Regions from separate parts of the Homo sapiens genome. Here all the other regions are linked to region 1. Evidence: chromatin contacts called from ENCODE Hi-C or POLR2A ChIA-PET data. All regions are on one chromosome and are shown on one strand. The core of a region is the stretch at or near the end of the contact, and the rest is flanking DNA. Distances in the headings are between cores, read along the strand shown. Region 1 overlaps FUT8 (fucosyltransferase 8). Region 2 holds the start of MAX (MYC associated factor X). Region 3 has its middle 52 kb from the start of LINC02324.

Region 1 (4,530 bases), core at 1,467-3,966:
AATACTATAAAAGTTCCACTCTTAATTTTCTAAATACAAAATACATTCCTGAAACCTCAAATTCCTGAAACTCCAAAACAAAGTCTAAATAAAACTGAGATGTAGGCCGGGCACGGTAGCTCACTCCTGTAATCCCAGCACTTTGGGAGGCTAAGGCGGGCAGATCATGAGGTCATGAGATCGAGACCATCCTGGCTAACATGGTGAAACCCCGTCTCTACTAAAAATACAAAAAATTAGCCAGGCATGGTGGCGGGCACCTGTAGTCCCAGCTACTTGGGAGGCTGAGGCAGGAGAATGGCGTGAACCTGGGAGGAGGAGCTTGCAGTGAGCCGAGATTGCACCACTGCACTCCAGCCTGGGTGACAGAGCGAGACTCTGTCTCAAAAAAAAAAAAAAAAAAAAAAAACTGAAATGTAGTACTTGACATAGTTTCTAGCTAAAGTAATAACCAACAAAACTGATTCAATTATGTCATTTTCTAAGAGATAAAGAAATAAAAACATCAGGAAAAAAATTAAGACTAATCAGGTCAAGTGGTTACGCATGTAAAACTCAACTATTCAGATAACAGTGGCTAGTTAAATGAGACAAGATAGCTTAGTACATGGGGCACAGAATACAGCCCTGCTCCCAAAAAAATGTCATATAACTTTAAGAAAGCCACTATATCATCTCTAAAGCTAAAATAATGTAGTCTCAGTAAGAATAGTGATACTGCATCAATAATTAATACAGTGTGTTGGGGTTTTTTTCCCTTTCTTTCTTTTTCTGAGACGGAGTTTCACTCTTGTTGCCCAGCCCGGCGTGCAATGGCACAATCTCAGCTCACTGCAACCTCTGCCTCCTGGGTTCAAGCCATTCTCCTGCACAGTGGCTCACACCTATAATCCCAGCACTGTGGGAGGCCAAGGCGGGCAGATCACCTGATGTCAGGAGTTTGAGACCAGCCTGGCCAACAAGGTGAAACCCCGTCTCTACTAAATATACAAAAAAAAATTAGCCGGGCATGGTGGCGGGCGCCTGTAACCCTAGCTATTCAGGAGGCTGAGGCAGGAGAACACAACGTTTTCTGAGTGAGGAGACACTATGGAAAGAGAACAGGTTCCTGGCTTCTAAAAAGAGAAAAAAAGTATTTATTAACCAAGTTATTTCAATATATTTAAAAAAGTCTTATCTTCCTTCCCCTAGAATATAAGAAGCTGACAAAACCACATGACAATTATGAAGACAGGTATTATTGCTTGAATCTGGGTCACTAAAATTATTAGCTGTTCAAGTGAGATAAAAGAAAGGGGAAACATCAATTATCTAGAAGTCTACATTTTCTTTGCTGTTAATGTGAAACATATCCCACACAAAACCATTCAAATAAGATATATATCCCTACATTTGAGTCTCCAGGAACAGGTCCTTTGAAGCAAAGATTGGACAAATAGTTAAAATTATTTAAACAATTCCTGATCACCAAATGTCAACAAATTTAGTTAAAAAAAATTTTTAATCCATACAGTTAACATCCTACTTTAATATTTTTTCCTAAAAAAGAACATGAAAGTTCAACTAATACAAAAAAGCCTCGCAGTTTTAAAGAAGGGGGTGTAGGTGGGAGAAGTAAGAAATTCAAACAGCTTCAAGGACAAAAAGCATGTCCCACACCAGAACATATTTACAACTCTTCAACTTGAATTCAACTAACATCCAACTGCGGCAATCAGCCAAGCTTGGCAAATTAAAATAACAGTAATTTTGACAGATTATCTTCTATAAATATTCAAATATGAACATTTGTGTTCACGCAAAGGTCTCCATATGCCAATCAAAATGCTTTGTTAAGGATCCTAACATTGAGCTTTTTTCTTCACCCATCTGTAGGAATCCCCTGAATCCTTAACTTCCATTTTAACTCTCTCACCCCAGCTAATTGTGAGACACATTATCTGTCTAGTTGTAGCCTGAATTAAAAACTTAAGGATAACATTCACATAGTATCAACAGACAAAAGGAACCTAGAACCTTTCAAAATCTAGGTCTGTAAAGACAAAAGGAAAGATCCAGGAAGGCAGGGAGGGAAGGGCAGAGAGAGGCTCTTGAAGGATGGCAACCAAATGAAAGATTACCTTTCTATTTGTGTTAGCAGATAGAAATTACTGAAAGTAAAATCTAGATGTAAAGAGAAATTAACAATTTCATAAATTTGGGCTCTATTCAAAGTTTCATTTGGCTCAAGGCAAGATGCTGTGTTTTAATGACAAGTTTAAGTATATGAAACTGTCAAAAGCAGAGAAATGCCATCAGTATGAAATTCACACTAAACACACTTTTTGAAATCTGCAGATGTCCTATCATCAGGAACAATCAATAAATAAGAGTAACAATGGCTTTAATGAAAGCAAGTTATCTGATGCATGAATTTGTTAATTGTTCTATTCTGTCCTCCATTACTCAGTTTCCCTTAAATATGTACACAATTACCAAGCAGTCTCACGCCTTCCAGGAAAATTACAAGTGATAGGCACATTTCTGCATTCAGGGCAGCATTATATTATGGAAGAAAATTTAACCTATTCAGAAGCATATATTTCTCTGATCCTACCTGGAAAGAAACAGCTATAAATAGCTCTACTAAAATTGCTCAAAATATTTCTAGACGGGCAGGCTTACAATAGAAACTCTTACTTTATGATCACTCACCACTCAACCATCCAAGTCCAACACTGGATCTAAGCCAAACCAGTAGTTCTCAAGGGAGGGAAGGGAGTTAAAAAAGTCTGGTCTAGGGACCAGTAGCTCCAGCCTCCCCTGGGAGCTTGTTAGAAATGCACAATCTCAGGCCTTACCCAGGGACATATTGAATCAGAATCAGTATTTTACCAAGATCCTCAACTGATTCATATACACATTAAAATTGAAGAAGCTCTGCAGGAGGGGGAATTTTTGAATGAGTAAAAAAGGCATAATCTTTTCAGAGGTTGGTTACCACTGCAGACCACTGTTTGGCTAATAAGCAACCAATTTTAAAACTTTGTTTATGGGTAACATCATTACTTTTACCATTATTTATTTTACATTTTAAATAAGGGCTTTTAAAAAACAGAAATACCTCAAGAGGCAAAGAAGGAGTATCTAATGATTAAATGTAAGTTACCAAAAAAAGCTGTAACAGAATTATCTCAGAATAAGTGGACCCGGGCCGGGCACGGTGGCTCACACCTGTAATCCCAGCACTATGGGAGCCTAAGGCGGACAGATCACTTGAGGTCTGGAGTTCGAGACCAGCCTGGGCAACATGGTGAAACCCTGTCTCTACTAAAAAGACAAAAATTAGCCAGGCATGGTGGTGGGTGCCTATAATCCCAGCTACTCGGGAGGCTGAGGCAGGAGAATCACTTGAACCTGGGGGGTGGAGATTGCAGTGAGCTGAGATCCCACCACTGCACCCCAGCCTGAGTGACAGAGTGAGATTCTGTCTCAAAAAAAAAAATAACAATAAATAAGTGGACCCAGCCAGGCATGGTGGCTCACACCTGTAATCCCAGACCACTTGGAGGCCAACATGGGTGAATCACTCGAGGCCAGGAGTTCGAGACCAGCCTGGCCAACATAGCAAAACCTCGTCTCTACAAAAAATACAAAAATTAGCTGGGTGTGGTGGCAGGTGCCTGTAGTCCCAGCTACTTGGGTGGCTGAGGTGAGAGGACTGCTTGAGTTTGGGAGCTCGGGACTACAGAGAGCCAAGATTACACCACTATATTCCAGCCTGGGCATCAGAGCAAGACACTGTCTCAAAAAAAAAAAAGAAAGAAAAGAAAAGACAAAGTAGACCCGTCTCATGCCCCCTCCCCCATCACATTAACTAAACAAATTAATTTTTTAAATAATAATAACAACTTTCCTTCCAAACCCTCAGCATTAAGAATATCTGGGTCTGGGGTCCAAGTAGCTAGGAAAAGAGACCAAGAGACCAAAGGCCTATGGCCTCCTTTGACCAGAAGAGAAGGCTATATATACTGGTTATTCAGCTATTTTCTCTCAGATCCAAATCTACCCTTTAATACTCATCTTTGTAATACTGAAAATAAAACTCTGAAAACTACTTTTCTCTTCTGCAGCTAGCTTCCTCACACTGCCAATAAGGACACTAGAGGGAGAATGCAGTACATGCTTTTTCCAGTCAGCATTGCCCAGCATAGATCCTCCACCCCAGCAGTAGCAGTGATAACCACCAGCTTTTTCTGGCACTCTCAGAAATTCCCCTCAGACATACCAACAGCTGTCAGGAAGTACCCCCTCCAGAGGTTTTGAACCCCAATTCTATGAGGTCCCAACTCCAAGTTCTTATTTCCCCCTCAACCATATGAATAGTGGCTAATTCCTGCAAATATTGTCTCTGTGTTACCCCAGTGTTCCCTGTTTGCTTTTTCAGCCCTCCAATACCTGTATAATCCCTTCCCTGTATTAAATTTTCTGGGCTGAAATTTTTTGTTTTTGTTTGTAATTCTGTAGAGACAGGTCTTACTATGTTACCCA
Region 2 (4,530 bases), core at 930-3,429, 400 kb after region 1:
TGGAATTACTGGAAGAGCTTTAAAAAATCCTTCAGTCTGGAAAAAAAAATCCTTCAGTCTGGATCTCCCCTTCAGAGGTTCTGGCTTAATTGGTTTGGGGTGTGGCCTGGGGATGGGAACTTTTTTAAGCTCCTAGGATGATTTTAACTTGTAGCCGGGGTTGCCCTAGAGTGCTCTGTTCATAGCAGGCACCCAAGAACTGTCTGTTGTAATCATCAATTAGCTTTAACTTCTAGTATCCAGTTAATTAACTCACTCAAAAGTGGCCGTCTGTCTCCCCAATAGCCCATCAGCTCTTATCACATAATGGTCTGCTTATATCTGTCTCCCCAACTCAGCAGGAAAGGAACACTATGAGACAAAAGCATGTAGAAAAGGTAAGTTCACTTGCAAAGATGTGCAGACTTAGTAGGACTGGATCACTGAATAAGAAATACAACAGATATTAGACCGCGAGCGGTGGCTCACGCTATAGGCGTGAGCACGTGAGCACTTTGGGAGGCCGAGGCGGGTGTATCACGAGGTCAGGAGTTTCGAGACCAGCCTGGCCAAGTTGGTGAAACCCTGTCTCTACTAAAAATACAAAGATTAGCTGGGCGCGGTGGCGGGCGCCTGCCCCAGCTACTCGGGAGGCTGAGGCAGGAGAATCGCTTGAATCCGGGAGAGGGAGGTTGCAGTGAGCCAAGATTGCGCCACTGCACTCTAGCCTGGGCGACAAAGTAAGACTCCGTCTCAAAAAAAAAAAAAAAAAAAAAGAGAGAGAGAAAGAAATACAATAGATATTAAAGGAAAAAATGTAAAGGAAAAATTACCACATTTACATTTGTCTTTTCAGCATAGATGACATGCTCACGTTGAGGAATGTGTGTCACAAGAATTGTGTGTGACATATCCCCAAATTTCCACATTCAAAAGTCAGGGATAATATGGTATTCATCCGGGAATCAGTAACTCATGGGAAAAGCTCAAGATGTCATTCACTTTGGAGACCAGATGTAAAGGAGTAGTATGGGTACTTTGTCTCAGGGTGGAAAGTGTCTGTTATGGTTTTCTTCCTTCCCATGGGACTTGTTGCACACTCTTACAATGGCGGCAGGACCGGCACGCTTGCTTGCACAGCTGTGAGCTGCATGAAGGCAGGGATGGTTTTGGTCTTATCCGTTATGGCATCCCCTTGTGGCAAGTTAGGTGTTCAATAAATATCGGTGGAATGCATGTGATTACACTTCATGCCACAGTATATAAATATGATTTTAACTGGACAGGGAACTGCAAAAGTTTCCCATATTGATCCTTTTTGCAATCTTAATTATGGTACTCTGAGCTGGGATATTGCCTAAACTGTCTGGGCTACAACAAACTCTGAAGGGGCTTTTACTTCCACGTCCATAGTGGTTGAGGGTTCGCGTTGTGTGAACGCTGGAGCCTCACGTGAGTAGCTGAGTAGCGAGGATGGTCACTCCCAGATAAACGAATACAGGATTCTCGCGGCTGGGAGCGGTCGCCCGGCGAGGTCGGTCATTCTGCCTGTCCGGTAGCACCACGAAACACCTGCCACTGACACCTCCCCACCAGCCCCCGAGGGTTCGCGCAGGCATCCCGAGCCGCGCCCCCTGGTCCGCCGCAGCCAGATTCCCTCCCGGGCGGGTTACGCCCCTAGGCGCAAAACGGAACCACTCCGTATGAAGAAGACAAAGTATAACCAGTCACACCAAAGAGAGGCAGCATTATTTAGACAGCCGGCTACTCCCCCAGAGACTCCACCCAGTCCCCTGGGCCCGGCGTCCAGCGCGCAGACGGTGCCCGGCTCCAGGAGTTCCAGCTCCCTCCACGTGTCCTGTCTTCCCAGCAGCCTCCTCTGCCGCCTCGGGAGGAAAATCTCCTGACAACTCGCGGTCTGCGGACTACGACTCCCAGGAGGCGCCGCGCCGCGGCTCTCCCCGCCCCCCCCCGCCCCCCCCCCCCTCCCCGGGACGCGCAGGCGCCTTGGGCTCCGTCAACAAGCCGGGCTGGCGTCGCCTGGATGCGGTTTCTTCCGGGATTTGTAGTTTTTCTGGAGCTACCCGGGCCGTCTGTTAGAGGGACAAGAACTACAAGTCTCGGCTGCCCCAGCGCTGCGAGCCTGGTCACGTGGCGGGGGCCGACCGGGCGTGCGTGCCGCCGTTGATCCGGTGCTGCAGTGAGGAGGTGGTTCTTGCCCGTGTTGTGTGTGTGTGTGAGTGAGAGAGCGAGTGAGTGAGTGAGTGAGTGTGTGTGTGGGGGGGACTCGGCTTGTTGTTGTCGGTGACTTCCCCCTCCCCTTCACCCCTTCCCCTCCCCGCCGCCGCTGCAGTGGCCGCTCCCTGGGCCGTAGGAAATGAGCGATAACGATGACATCGAGGTGGAGAGCGACGTGAGTCCTGGGGCTTCTTCCTTCCCGTGCGGGTTGTCAGGCGGGGACAGCGGCCGGGGCTCTTAGCGGGGCGACGGCGGGAGGGGGCCGGGCTGCCGCCGCCTCCTTCCCCTTCCCCTCGGGGCCAGGAGTGCCTCCGTCGCGTTCCCGGTTCGCTCCCCTCCGGCTCCTGGCCGGAGCGGCCTCCTGGGACTGGAGGTTGGGGGAAGACACGCGGCTTCTGGGACCCCCACCTCCTCCCTTGCGGGAGGGTGCTGCGGCCTCCCGCTCCCACCTTCCCCGGCTCAGGATCCGGGGGACAAGGATGGGGGGCGCCCGGGATCCCATTGTCCGGATCCAGGGGAAGGGGACGGCGTTCAGGACCTGCCCCTTCGGACTGCGATCCTCTCCTCCCGTGACCCGCGGATCCTGGGGGCCGGGGAAGGGCGGAGAGGGGTTGGGGGTGCCTAGATGCCCGAGCTGGGTCTGCAGGGAGGAGACAGTGCTCGGGACCCCTCTGGCCCAGGTCGGATCCCGGAAGGAGGGGCGGCGCTCGGGACCCCTCTACCCTGCTACCGGATCCCGCCGAGGGTGGAAGGGTGGGGGCAAGGGGTGGGGAGGGAGGAAGGGGTGTCGGGCTGACTCCCCACCCTCCGCTTCCTCTGCCGCCGGCATTTTCTTTCTTATTATTGAATGTTAAGTGTAAAAATAACTTCTATATTTTCTATTTTTTTTTTTCTCTCTTATTCCAGGAAGAGCAACCGAGGTTTCAATCTGCGGTACGTCTCCTACTCTCCATTTCATTTTTATTTCCGTTCAGTTCTATTCCTTTTTGGGGTCAGAGAGAAAAAGAGATCGTACTATTACTTTTAATATTGTAGTAAACTCTAATGTTAACCACTAAGGTGAGGTGGGGCCTGGTTCTGGAGGGTGGGGGGGTTGCAAATCCCATTATTCTAGATTCTCAGGTGATAAGTTCAGTGATTCTAGGTGAGTAAGAGGAGCTGTATGCAAAGAATTGAATTGTTCTGTAGTTTTCAGATAGGGGATCCAGATGCCACTATGTAAGTGGAAATGAGAAATGCAGCATTCTGGTCTGGTAGTATTATTTCAGGGCAAAGTGGTCAGAAGATTTATTTAGGAACAAGTAGGTTTTAAACCATATCTGTATAATTGTGTGAAGCTGAAGCCACATGCGGTAATCGCCTTTAACCAAGTCATGTGACTGCTATAGACCCGTAGAATCTAGCACAACATGGTATTCTAATGCAAAAATTGGAAATGTAGAGGAGCCAAACGTTACATCATCAAAGTGTCACATAAAGTTATTATGGTCTGATTCTCTGTATTTGAAGAAAAGGTATAAAGAAAATTAAAAAATAGCTGAAGAAAAGTGGCATTGCAGAGACAGCTTTGCTGAAAGGTGATGGATGAGACCATAGAGTGTTATCAATAATTTCTTAGGGTTTTGATATTAATGTTCTCAGTAGATGGTTCTGTGGATTTAGATAAGCACTAATTCCATGTCTTTGGAGTCTGAGACAGTAATATGGATGTTTCATGAATAGATTTGAGGGAAAAAAGAATACACACAGAATAAATCAGAATCAGCGAGGGGAAGAGAAATAAGTATATCAGAGTGTCTAATATTTGATAGTTGGGAGCAGTAAGAAATGTATAGAATGGGGGTAAAAAGTTCAAATGCCCATGAGGGCCATAAAGAATAAAGAAGGAAGAGGTGAGGGCTTGGGTACTGGAGAGCAGTGCCTCTTCTAAAAAGTCAGCACTACTGAACTCCAGTGGTTTGTTAGTAGGAGTGAAGGGTCAGTATTGCCAGATCTTCCTATTTTTAATTTTATTTTATTTATTTATTTTTGAGACAGAGTCTCACTCTGTCACCAGGCTGGAGTGCAATGGCGCTATCTCGGCTTACTGCAACCTCCGCCTCCTGGGTTCAAGCGATTCTCTTGCCTCAGCCTCCCGAATAGCTGGGACTACAGGCGCGTGCCACCACACCCAGCTAATTTTTGTATTTTTAGTAGAGACGGGGTTTCACCATGTTGGCCAGGCTGGTCTCGATCTCTTAACCTCGTGATCTGCCAGCCTCGGCCTCCCAAAGTGCTGGGATTACAGGCATGAGCCACCACGCCCAGCCGATC
Region 3 (4,530 bases), core at 1,476-3,975, 330 kb after region 1:
CTTTGAGATTGTGTAAATACACTGTTTCTCATCAAATTTTTACCCACTAGTTTTAACATCCCTTGATAATTCTTGCCTGAATCATTAATGACTCTAAGGTTTACCAAATGGTCATTTTCTAATTTTATCATTTCTTATACCTATATTAGTTGTAATTTTACTCTAAGGAAAGCCTTTTTCTTTTTCTCCATTTATTTATTTGCTTATATTAATATGGACTTAGATTTTCACATTTTATCCAATTTATTATTATTATTATTTTAGATGAAGTCTCCCTTTTGTCATCCAGACTGGAGTGCAGTGGTGTGATCTCGGCTCACTGCAGCCTCCGCTTCCTGGGTTCAAGCAATTCTCCCGCCTCAGCCTCCCGAGTAGCTGGGAAAACAGGTGCTCACCACCATGCCCAGCTAATTTTTGTATTTTTAGTAGAGATGGAGTTTCACCGTGTTGGCCAGGCTGGTCTCGAACTCCTGACCTCAGGTGATCCACCCGCCTTGGCCTCCCAAAATGCTGGGATTACAGGCATGAGCCACCGTGCCCAGTTGATTATTATTATTATTTTTTAAAAGTTCAGATTGTCCAAGATTTGAATGGGAGCTCCTTCCAGCTTCTTCTTCTTCTTCTTCTTTTTTTTTTTTTTTTTATTGAAACAGGGTATCTTTTACTACATAGCACAGGCTGGAGTGCAGAGTGGCTATTTACAGAGGTGATCATGGCTCACTGCAGCCTCAAACTCTTGGGTTCAAGCAATCCTCCCACCTCAGCCTCCTGACTAGCTGGGACTACAGGTGCATGTTACTGCCCCCCAGCTAGGGTTATTTTTGAAGGTGGATTCTCCAAAACTCTGGTCCAGGCTATTTCTCCAAATTATGAATGTTTAAACAGCATTCAAGAATCTAATTTTTAACATTATGAGAAAGCACAGCATCTATGCCAGTGAATTTTAGAGTTCCAACGAAATAACAAGATGTTTATTTACATACATTTTATAATCTTCCTAAAGACCAGACTCATTTCCTAAGTGAGGACATGACTTCCTCTCTCTTCTCCCGGTCCTGATGTATGTCCAGTCCATTTCACAGTAGACCTACTGAGGAAGTAGCAGGGTAGAGAGGAGAGTCAGGGAAGTGGGAAGGTGAGAGAGAAGTAGGGAGGAAAAGGAACAGGAGGAGAAAGAACTCCTCTCCTCTCCTCATTTGTTCAGACGGTCTGGCACCTACAGCCTCCTCATGTCCCCCAGCCCCACTGCCCCCTCCTGGAAGTCAGCGCACTGCTGCCGCTGGCATTCACATCGTGTCGGCAGGACGCCGCGTTGTCAGAGGTTAGAGACAGCCACTTTCATCTCAGAAAAGGGGCCGGGAGATGACCTGGGTTATATAGAAGGAACTCAAGTCTTCTTGCCGCAGAAATGCCACTGGAAGGGATGGAGGAGAGAAAACCCGGTTGTATGATGTCTGCATTGCCCTCCTCGCTGGAACTCACCACAGGCTGGAGGTGCTTCCGGCAGAACCGAGCTCCGGGGAAAGCCTGTGATAAATCATCTCTGTCTTTACTAGCCAAGGGTTGCTATGGCAATAGGAATACACTGTAGGTTTTAAGAGATGTAATTTTCTGTGATTCACTGTATATTTTTAGCCATTTTTCCCTCTGTATTATCTCCCTGTGGTAATTGCCTATTAATGCTGGTCTGTACTAAGATTGGACTAAACGGTCGATTCTCAGAAGAGATGAAAACCCTGGAGCTCAGTAAGTACAAGGGGGTGATGGCCCATGAACTTAAGAGTAACCTGGTAGAACAACCAGATTAGTTCAGGACATGGATGAATTCACGTGGCCCATGCTACGTCTGTCTTGGGAGGAGAGTAAAGCAGAGTGAAGGGACCCAGCAATGTGGCTCTGGAGTTTTGGGAATGGGAAGCTGAGTCACACTACCCACTGAAATCCATATGCTCGAATGGTGTCAAGGGCAGGCCACAAAAGTCAGAAACGAGCATCCTGCGCAAGGGACACTAGGACCCAGGTTTCCAAACAAAGGAACTGTAAAAGCTTCTAACCTTTTGTTTTTTTTTTTGTTGTTGTTGTTGTTGTTTTTTTTTTGAGACAGAGTCTCGCTCTGTTGCCCAGGCTGGAGTGCAGTGGTGTGATCTCGGCCCATTGCAAGCTCCACCTCCCAGGTTCATGCCATTCTCCTGCCTCAGCCTCCCGAGCAGCTGGGACTACAGGCGCCCACCACCATGCCCGGCTAATTTCTTTGTGTGTTGTTTTTTTTTTTTTAGTAGAGACGGGGTTTCACCGTGTTAGCCAGGATGGTCTCGATCTCCCGACCTCGTGATTCACCTGCCTCGACCTCCCAAAGTGCTGGGATTACAGACATGAGCCACCGTGCCTGGCCTCTAACCTCTTTTAATTTAGTTCAAGTCTTCTATTGTTTCTTATCTTATCCTTCCTTCTTTATTCCTTTCTTCTTTCTTTCCTTGCTCTAATTTTACTTTTTTTTTTTTTTTTTTTAACCGTAAAATCAGGGGAGAGACTAAGAGGAGGTGAAAACAGAATGTATCTAGTTGCTATTGGTTCATAGTTGTATCAGGGGTCTTTCCATCCAGGCCACAGAAAATCCAGCCTAAACTGCTTAAGCAGAAAGAGAACTTACTCTTTCTCTAATAGCTGAAAAGTCCAGGGGCTTGGGTTTAGTCTCAGGCACAGTTGTATTCAGAAGGCCAGATGACATCATCAACATCTGGGCTGTCTGACACACCACTAAGTTTCACTGATATTTGGGCATTTGGGCTGCAATAACATGAAACTCAGCTAACAGAGGCTTCAACAAAGTGTGGTTTGTTTTTCTCACATAAGAAGTCCAGAGAGAGGTTTATTTTTCTCATTCAACAAGCAGCCCAGAATAGGCATAGATGACGTTACTATGCAGCAGCTCAGTAATGTCATCAAGAACCCAGCCTCCTTCTTCATTTCAGCTCTACTGTCTTCAGGGTCACAGGAGGACAGGTCCAGCTCTAGACATTCAAGGCAGAAAGAAGAGGCTAGCTAACTTCCGATTTTTTTTTTTTTTATCCAGAAAAGTAAATCAATCCCCAAAGTTCCCAGCTGACCTCTGCTTCCAGTTGATTGAATACATCAGTGCCATGAGGCCACTTTAGCCACAGAGGAGGCTGGGAAAGTACGTTTTTAAGCTTTTTTGGTCCCTGCAGTAGAAGCAGTGTTTTTTGTTTGGTTTGGTTTTGCCTCATATAACAGTCAAAGAACAAACCGTACCCAAGATTGTGAAAGGGTTCTGCCTCTTCCTTGCAGTCTGACCAGTCACTCCGTTGTCATATCCTAGCCAAGAAGGGAGAAGGTATAAGAGAAGGGCAAGAAGCTTTCTTTTAAGGATGCAATGCATAAGTTGCATTCATCACTTCTCTTCTGCCCATATGCTATTGGTCAGAACATAACCACATGATCACAACCAGCTGTAAGGGTGGCTGGGAAATGTAGTACTTGGGTAGCCATGTGCCCAGCTAAAACTTGAGGAGTTCTGTTAGTCACATGATGAAGAAGAGGGGTATTTTGAAACAACTAGCAATCTCCTCAGGTGTAGTTAGAGCTCCATGATGTGCTCACTTCACATTGCATGCCTGTATCAAAACATCTTATCTACCCCATAAATATATACACCTACTATATACCCACAAACATTTTTTAAAAATAAAATAAAACAAAAATAAATTAAAAAATAAAAAAGAGCAGTTATAGGAGAAAGGGTTTGGATGGCTATTAGATTCACTCATTCAAGGCCAAATATTTCTGCCTCTGCCACATTCTCAGAGAGGCTTACCTTTGTGCAGGTAAGACAGCTTCAGCATCACCAGCCTCACATTCTCCCTGGTCCAAGACCATTAGTAAAAGAGCTCAACATCTTCGCAGCTACCCTGGGCAGTCTCACCACATCTCCTTGGTTCTTACTGGGTCACCTGCCCATCATTAACTAAGGGGATGCAATGCAATACTCTGGTCATTCCTGAATGACTTGCTCCACAAAATCACCAAGATCTTTCTGGGCCTCAGTTTGCTCATCTGTAAACTAAACATAATAAAACCTACCTCACAGGGTTGGTGGGAGAGTGCTGCTGGGGGACTCAGGCTGAGCTGGGGGTCATTGTCCATACATGCATTTCAGTTTGCCTACTGACCAGACTCACCTTAACAATATCATTTCAAAAAACAAGACCCTCTAAAATCAAAGTAATCATCAGTGGATAGTTAGCCTAGATCTCATCTTATAATATATTCCAAAGTAAAAATACTTGCTAGGTACCTGGCACTGTGCTAAGCACTTTGCATACCTTCTATCAAAACTCTCAAAGTAATTCCATGGGAGAGATACTTTCACTGTTTTCAATTAACAGACAAGAGTGGTGATGGGTGCCTGTAATCCCAGCTACTCGGGAGGCTGAGGCACAAGAATCACTTGAACCTGGGAGGCAGAAGTTCCAGTGAGTCGAGATCACACCACCGCACTCCAGCCTGGGTGAC

The links. Hi-C counts contacts between places; a loop is a spot of excess contacts on that map. ChIA-PET counts read pairs that join two places held with the same protein, here RNA polymerase II (POLR2A). Pooled maps may share reads with other maps.
Region 2: a loop to region 1 is called in a pooled map, with 5 times the contacts of the local background. The contact joins the promoter of MAX here to the enhancer-like site in region 1. A Hi-C loop is called at or near these places in 2 of 50 pooled maps. POLR2A ChIA-PET finds 5 or more read pairs at or near these places in 2 of 52 experiments (RWPE1 and activated B cell).
Region 3: a loop to region 1 is called in a map with no recorded cell type, with 3 times the contacts of the local background. The contact joins two enhancer-like sites. A Hi-C loop is called at or near these places in 1 of 168 maps with a recorded cell type or tissue (PC-3), 6 of 37 single-sample maps with no recorded cell type and 6 of 50 pooled maps. POLR2A ChIA-PET finds 5 or more read pairs at or near these places in 6 of 52 experiments (AG04449, B cell, GM10248 and 3 more).

What each region holds. Positions count from the first base shown.
Region 1 is chr14:65,501,186-65,505,715 of GRCh38, reverse strand. All of the region lies in intron 2 of FUT8 (fucosyltransferase 8), which reads right to left. Among named protein-coding and RNA genes, the nearest start is that of MIR625, 32 kb to the right of the region's middle. RefSeq lists enhancers at 3,966-4,135, 4,166-4,225. Within about 2 kb of position 2,716, at least 2 of the 41 ENCODE cell types and tissues checked have a DNase peak (open chromatin) inside an H3K27ac peak, as active enhancers do.
Region 2 is chr14:65,100,166-65,104,695 of GRCh38, reverse strand. It overlaps MAX (MYC associated factor X), which reads left to right and starts at 2,179. Exons shown (of 5, transcript NM_002382.5): 1 at 2,179-2,392; 2 at 3,124-3,150. The coding sequence starts at 2,357. RefSeq lists enhancers at 1,765-1,914, 2,608-3,108 and a silencer at 2,245-2,594.
Region 3 is chr14:65,167,869-65,172,398 of GRCh38, reverse strand. No RefSeq gene overlaps it. Among named protein-coding and RNA genes, the nearest start is that of LINC02324, 52 kb to the left of the region's middle. RefSeq lists enhancers at 1,240-1,409, 1,430-1,489, 3,053-3,152. Within about 2 kb of position 2,725, at least 4 of the 41 ENCODE cell types and tissues checked have a DNase peak (open chromatin) inside an H3K27ac peak, as active enhancers do.